Linked DNA regions of Mus musculus: region 2 is linked to region 1. A link is a contact called in ENCODE Hi-C or POLR2A ChIA-PET data. All regions are on one chromosome and are shown on one strand. Each heading gives the region's core, a stretch centred on a gene start or an enhancer-like site at or near the end of the contact. The rest is flanking DNA. Distances are from core to core; before and after follow the strand shown.

What was found. A loop is a pair of places that touch in the nucleus more often than their neighbours do. ChIA-PET counts read pairs that join two places held with the same protein, here RNA polymerase II (POLR2A).
Region 2: a loop to region 1 is called in a map of regulatory T cell, with 2.1 times the contacts of the local background. The contact joins two enhancer-like sites. A Hi-C loop is called at or near these places in 1 of 37 maps with a recorded cell type or tissue (regulatory T cell). POLR2A ChIA-PET finds 5 or more read pairs at or near these places in 1 of 5 experiments (Patski).

What each region holds. Positions count from the first base shown.
Region 1 is chr10:83,104,141-83,108,225 of GRCm38, reverse strand. The region is part of intron 2 of Chst11 (carbohydrate sulfotransferase 11); the gene reads right to left. Among named protein-coding and RNA genes, the nearest start is that of Chst11, 120 kb to the right of the region's middle. Within about 2 kb of position 1,945, at least 1 of the 3 ENCODE cell types and tissues checked has a DNase peak (open chromatin) inside an H3K27ac peak, as active enhancers do.
Region 2 is chr10:83,160,437-83,163,990 of GRCm38, reverse strand. The region is part of intron 2 of Chst11 (carbohydrate sulfotransferase 11); the gene reads right to left. Among named protein-coding and RNA genes, the nearest start is that of Slc41a2, 180 kb to the left of the region's middle. Within about 2 kb of position 1,759, at least 1 of the 3 ENCODE cell types and tissues checked has a DNase peak (open chromatin) inside an H3K27ac peak, as active enhancers do.

The DNA of each region.
Region 1 (4,085 bases), core at 696-3,195:
ACCTGAAATGCAGAATATTTCTCAAAAAAAAATTGCAATTCTCATACTTTAAGTCCACACAGTAGAAGCGACCCGCTGCTAAGAAAGAGACTGTGTCTTTCATGAACAAACGGGCCTCGTGTTTGGCCGGTGTCCTTAAGGAGGGTCAACAGTCCTGCTGTGTGCTGTGTGTTTAGAGAAATCACGGGCTCTCACTGGGCCAAGGGTTGGCGGCTCTGAGTCCCTCCAGCCAACCCAGCGTCCCCATCCTCTGCAGTAGAGCACCAAGGGAATGCCATAAACGCGCAGAGCCCAAGTTGATGAGATTTCCACTGTTTTCCCTGCAAGATTTTTGAGATGAGAAAGAAGATGGAAAAATAAATGATATCCTGTAGTGCTCCACTGTAGTGCTCCACTGGACACAGACTCGGGTTCCCATGGCATCTACTGAAGAGTCCTCTGGAGGACGGTTCAAGAACCTTGTTTTCTTTTTAGAATGAAATAGCAAAACATCAGCATGCTGCCGATTAGTCTGCTGTTGGAGACCCAGCATGACCCTGGGAGCCCTGAAGGGCATGCTCAGGGCGTTGTGTGAATCATCAGACATTTGCCTTTTCTTCTGAACCTGGGGCCCCTCTGGTTTCTCATTGTAAGGCGAGGTCATTTCTGTAGACTCAGAAGGGTTTACACAGCTGCTTAGAGACAAAGCCAGAAATACAGGCTTCAAAAGTTCACTTTGATTTTGCCTAGTGCTGAGGCTTACGCAGCACCTTGCCTTCCCGTGTGTGTTCATGCTGTGTGTGTGTGTGTGTGTGTGTGTGTGTGTGTGTGTGTGTGTGTGCTCACGCATGCGCACACATAAACACCAATGTCAGACGTCTTCTTCAGTTGTCCAAACATTTCCTTTTGAAATAGGGTTTCCCACTGCACCTAGGGCTCTCGGATTTGAGTAGATAAACTGCCTGTGAGCACAGGGACCCTCCTGCCACCAACCCTGCCCAGTGCTGAACTTAAGGATGTGCACTGCCACACCTGGTTTTCACATTCTGGGGACACTCCTGTCCCCATTCTCACCCAGCAAGTGCTTTATTGTACTGGTCTTCCTACCAGCCCCAGAGGCAGGGCTTCTAAGGATATAATTAAGATAGGAGAGGTCACAAAGACCTGGTCCTTGACTGTCTGTAGAAGGAAAGAAGAGAGACACAAGAAGTGCGGGCACACTGGCAAGGCCACGAGGACACAGCTGGAAGAAGGGTTCATGGGAAACCAGCCCTGTGTTCATACTTTTAGCTTTCACAAGCCTGAGAAACCAGCTCCCCCATGAATGCCACCAGTCCTGGGCACCTTGTTATGGTGGTCACAGTCTACCACAGCACCTGAAAACAGAGATTTCAGTTCAAGCAAGCGGCAGGCTGCTGCCAGGCTCTGCCTGCCCAGATACCACCATACAAGTAGGCACAATTACGGTCTTCCTTTTGTATCCATTCCTTATTCTCTTCCTCCTTCATTCATCTATTTGGTAACTAGGTAACAAGCACCACTCATTCATTCATTCATTCATTCAACAAATATATCCCAAGCATCACACAGCTTTCTCCAGAATCCCCTGGATTCCAAGAAAGCCCAAATGCAACATCCAGGAGGCCCATGTGTGATTCACAGACCACCCACGCTTGACCTCTAGGGATCCGACCAGCGTGTCTGGCCCCTCTATCTCAGCTTCCCTGGCTGTGACAGCCACTTAATACCTATTGTTTCAAGCCATCTCTTTCCTGTTCTCCTCCTGCCAATTATGCACTGACCCCCTTTCAAACCTCAAAATTGAGGCTTGAATGTAATTGCTCCAACAATTTCCCTGTAGCTGGGCTAGAGCACAGCGCATCTTAATGAGATGCAGGATTGCTCTGTGCAAGGCTTCTCTTTGCCAGCACTCCTAGATTCTGCCTGGCAGCTCGTTCCCACCATCCTCCGTAGATGGGGGCCCCAGCTTCCACTGACAGTGAGCGCTATGTTCTGTGCTCTCCAGAGCCCTCATTCATACAGTCTCTCTGCTTGCTTGCCATTTTCAGAATGAACAGAGACTCAGATAGATGAGGCTCCGTGGATTGAGCTGCATCTCAATCCGCAGAGGCAATCTTAGAGAGGCCAGTTTCTCCAATCCCAGAATAAGCGCAATGGAGCCAAAATTAAACAACTCTTTCTGACTTCATCTTGCAACCACAGGTGGCAACACTGACTGGCCGGTGCTCAATATTTTAGCACACCAAGCTCTAAAGATTGTGTGCAGAAGACAGAGCTCAGAGTGACTGGAGCCTAGGACATGGGGAGGGGTCCTGTATCCTTCTAGAATCCTCTCCAGGGAACTACCTGACATCCAAGGAGAACTCCCATCAACTCCCTGTCTCCCAGGATCACGTGGTATTCTAACCACGTCTGTCTATCTTTCTCTTAAAGGCCCCACCCCCTGCTGCACCCCATCATACAGGAGACTACATGGGGACACACTGCCGCCAAACCATTAGAGTCACCTGCTGCCCTCACAGGGCTGCATCTCAGTGGGGCGGGCCTTGTGAGTGCTCTGGGAGCCTGGGAGATGCTACAAAACCATGATAAAACAGGTCTTAACACATTTTACTGGGGATGGCCACAGGGGTTAGTCCTTTTCTTAATCAATCTCTCTCTCTCTCTCTCTCTCTCTCCCCCTCCCTCCCCTCCTCTTCCTTCTTTTCCTCTTCCTCCTTGTTGTAGCTGTTGTCCTTGTACCAGGCCCAGTGGTGGCACCTCCCACCTGCAGAACCTCATCTATAGAGTGAGTTCATGCAAATTTCCGGCACTGTCTGTGTTTTGCAGACAAGGCAGACACTTTAACTGTATCCCTGATGTTCCCTGCAGGTGTGTGAGTGGTAATGAGCCTGTGTGAGGGTCACAGATGGGACAAAGGCCTGGCTTTGCTATCTGTGCCTTTTCACGGAGCCTCAAATGATCCTCCCAGGCCTCTCTAATGGAGGCAGGAGGATTCTCATGGTGGTTAGCAGCAGACAGCCTCTGACTTGCTGTTTTCCCTCAGGGGTTTTCACCTTTAGGGTAGGCTTTGGGACATAAACCCATGGTACACAGGGCATTGGTATTCCCATGTTCAGGAATCAATGGGCTGTGGGACTCTGCTCATCTGAGATCACAGGCAATGCCTCCCCAAGCATCCCTTGGATCTGACATGCAGGGAATGGCCTCTTAGCTTCAACTGCAAAGGTGTGTGGGCAGATGAGGTTTCTACAGCTGCTGCAGCTGACTACCCCAAACCCTGTAGTTTAATACAATATGGTTTACTCTCATGGGATTCTGGAGGTCAAAATACTAGAGTCAAGGTGTAGGCAACAAGGGAAAACCCACTCTACCTTTTCCTGCTTTATTTATTTATTTACTTGCTTACTTAATTTTGAGACAGCCTCTCAGAGTGCCCTGGCTGCCTCATACTCTGTAGGTGAGGATGGCCTTAAACTCCTGATTCTCCTGCATCAACCTCTCGAGTGCTGGGACTACAGGCCTACTCTACCACACTTGGTTTCCATGGTGCTAGGGATCAAACTGAGGATTTAATGAATGCTAGACGTGCTCTGTACAAAACTAGCTGCATCCCCGCCCAGTCTGTCTGTCTGACTGTGACAGCCTTGTCTCCCTCCATCTTATGGTTTATGACACACAGTGTATCTGCCTAGAGAGTCCAGGACAACCTGACCTTAAAACTCCTCCTTGTGGCTGCCCCTTAGTCACAGTGAGCAGTATACTCCCGTGATGTGGGAGGGCATTCTGCCCACCAAGGCTTGGAAAGTCATCAGCCACAGACCTTGGGTTCTAATGACCGGCGTCTAGGTCAGGGAAGGCACGCATGCCCGCCTCCCGTTCCCTGAGGGCGTAAGCAGCCCAGGGTTCTTGAAGGCTGCTCAGCTTTTGATTCTCCCTAGGGTCCTCTGCCTCAGCATGGATGAAGGTGCCTCCCAGACAGTTGTCTGTGTCCTGTAGCTTTTGTCCAGGATCCCCCGAGCAAAGCCTGAGGTCAGGAGTGAAGGGCTTTCCAAGGTTTGTGTTGGATTTGGACAAGCGGGCAA
Region 2 (3,554 bases), core at 510-3,009, 56 kb before region 1:
GGGTTATGACTCAAGCCTCCAGAAGAGAGGGGGGAGAGGAGAGGGGAGGGGAGGGGAGGGGAGGGAGAAGGAGAGGGAGATCACCAGAATTTGTGCTGGATCTGAGGTATCCCCACAGTATGGGCAGGAAGGCTCTCCTCCTCCTCCTCCTCCTCCTCTTCCTCCTCCTCCTCCTCCTCCTCCAGGGAGGCTGTCCCCCCTCCAGCCCCCCTCTCGCTCTCATGTTTTTCCTCTAGACTCTTAGGCTCACACCATATCAGCCGGTGCTGTCTTATGGCTTCATCTCCTCACCTCCGTTCCATCTGTAATCAAGTTCCCGCCTGGAGCCAGGAGCTAGGCCAGAGTCCCATTGACCCATCAGGATCTGCTCAGAACTGGCCCCCAAGGGACCACTGTAAATACACATAGCAGCTAACGGCTATGGAGGGGCACTGCCCCGAACACTTGTCACACGCCACCCCACGGATCCTCAGAGCCATGCCCTGTTGGGCAGGGAAGTGAACTAGAACCAAGTCAGGATGTCGTGGAGGTTGTGAAGAGCACACAGCAATCCTGGCATAGAGGCGACTTTGCCAGGACTCACCCAGAGCTGGGTGGGTCCCCTAGAAAGGTGTGAACCGGGGAGCGATATGGTCCAACATGTGCTAACAGCTCTGGCTTCAGCAAGGAGGTGCTTAAGTGGGAGAAAGACAAATTTGGATGAATCCAGCCCAGACTGAATGCCAGAGACTGCAGTGGCGGTGTGGGGAGCCATGTCCAAGGCCTCTATGCATAGCTGAGCATATGGCCTGGCAAGGGGGGGGATCAAAGTGAGGCTCTAAGGGGGTTCCTGTGATAGCTGGGAAGATTGGTTGGGTTGGCAGTGTGGGGATGGAGTGGGGCTGATCAAGGGTTAAGGTATGTCACATGTGCGGCTCAGGAAGATGACAGGAGGCAAGGCGAGAGGCCAGGAGGCTGCTGTGGAGTCACACACATACTATGGACAGTAGGTAGCAAGGACTCATTTGCTCCTGGATCCAAACTGCATCTGCCCTGAACACGATGAAATCAATTCATGGGACATTTATATCATACTCAGTGGTACTGGAAAGCTCGAGACTCTACAGGAGGATGTGTGTAGGTTCTATGCAAATATAATTACATTTCATACCGGGGACAAGTGCTTCTGTGGACTTCAGTATCTGAAAGGGTCTCAGAAGCCACCCCCATCAAATAAAGGAACTACTGTTTTCTGTGTCCGTCTGTCTTTATTCGAGGTGGAGAAGACACAGACAGTTACAGGGGAGACAAGGTTTTGGCCCTGTTGGTTATGCAGGGACAATGGCCTAGGGAGGGCCAGATGATTAGGAAGGGGCTGGAGGGGCTGAGGCCTGTTGTCCTTTTTATCATCCCTAAGGACTTGAGGAAGCCATGCATCCAGGACGTCAGTGGGAACAATCACCGGGCTGTCTCCCCTGCTACCTCAGAGTCAGGCTATTCCCAGAAGGCAGTACTCTGAAGTTGTGGGTTTAAGAGGAGGCTTGAGGCTCAGTACAAGGAAGGGGGCAGGTTCCCATCAGATCGGAATTGTGTCCAATCGCCTGGGATCCATTATCGATTCTTGTGACCTACTGTCTGCCCTGGGAGGAACATTGAAATTGGACTGTCAGAGCTAGCCTAGCCAAGATGAATAGCAGGAGAGCAGTTAATGTTTCCAGCATGCTTGAAGACATTGTGCAGGGCAGGGAGGAACTGGGCAAGGGGCCCAGGGAACAGGCGAGAGACATCTGCCCCACTGGCTGGGAGCCCTTCAATCACTGGGGCAAAGAGCTATCTGCTCCTTGGAGCTTCTGAGGGGCAGAAGGATCCCCCCAGCGGCCCAAACACATGCATCTTCTTACCGAAGTCTGAGGCTGGGCCCGGGACACACCCCTATACCCTAGCTTCCACACCTACAGGTTAGGGCTGTTGTGTAATCGCACAGCATTTTTTTAATTCAGCAGAACAGCACACACCAGTGCTTTGTAAGCACTGCTAGCTACTGTTTTAACTTATTAAGCTTCTAGAATGTGCTGGCCTCAACTGAAGCGAGGCTGAAGTTAACACGATCATGGGGGGTGGGGGTGGGGCTTCCTGTGATAGACACTCCCTCCACCACCAGCCTTTGAAAACTAGATCCGGCATTTCCTGAGGCCATAGGTGATACAGGCCTCTAGTAACAGCAGAGGCAGGCAGATCTGAGTCCGTCAGTCTGGACTGCACAGCGAGTTCCAGGCCATCCAGAACTATATAGTGAGACCATGTTTTATAAAAAAAACAAAAACAAAAAAACCTGGTTTCTAGAATGAACAGTGACTTTGGTGACCATATTACAAGGTGTCTGGAACAGTGCACATGGCCCATCGAGGTGTGCCATCTGGCTTCCATGAACAAGAACCTCTGAGTCCCATTCTGACCCCCAAGTCAAGGTGAAGTGGGCTTGGGAAATTCTGAAAATCTTTGACTGGAGATGGCTGATATGCAGGGTCACCTTGTCATCTGTCTCACCAGTGTTCGGAGTATGGGGCTCCACAGCCTTGCCTGACCCCACCTGAACCAAATACACTGATGATGCAGGTCGTGGCTCCCACATCCCAAGGTTGGTCCTGGAAGTGCCTCACCAGCAACTCAGGGATATCGACTCCTATTCATACTCATGTGTGAAAGATCTGGACCCCTACAGGGGCTGCCATTGCCCCAGACTCCTCAGGCTTTTGTGGAATGGGAAGCCCCCCATCCCGCTCCCCACCACCTCCATGCCACTCTTCCAACGGGTGAGCTTCATTCTGGGCTTGCAGGGAGCACGGGTGTTTGGATTTTAACATCAGTGCTGCTGCTGCTGCCGCCTTCTCCTCCTCCTCCTCCTCTTCTCCTCCTCCTCCTCCTCCTCCTCTTCTCCTCCTCCTCCTCCTCCTCTTCTTCCTCCTTCTGCTCTTCTTCCTCTCCCTCCTTCTGCTTATTATTATATTATTATTATTATTATTATTATTATTATTATTATTAAACCAGATCTTCAGTACTGATGAAATGAGACATGTCTCACTGTATGAATAATTTTGGGGGGGCACATCCAAGGGCTCACCTGCCCCTTTTGTAGAGAGAACCACGTTAGAGCAGGGCCCTTCCAAGCAGGGAGATGGAGGTTTACATTCCGTTGTAGCAATTACTAGCAGGTTAGATTCGGAGCAGCTGTTCCAGGACTTTCGAGCCTCAGTTTCTCCATTTTGTCAGATGAGCGTTGAAGGGAGTCCCTGGGGGTTTTATGTAAGGGCCTGACCAGGGCAGGCATCTTGTGCTTCCTGCTTGACCAGGTCCTCCGATGACCCTTTCAAACCTTACAGCTGCTGAGATCAGCATCCCTGTACTGTGTCTCTCCTTAGATCCTGCTGTAAGGCGTGCAAAGCATGCCTTCTGCAGGCACAGGATGAAGCTGGTTAGGGGAGGGGGCAATACTGCAGTAAGGACAACCGTGAGGGGCAGGCACCGAGCTGTCCGCCTGACGTACCTCGCCCTCACACGGCCCTTTCCGCTGCCCT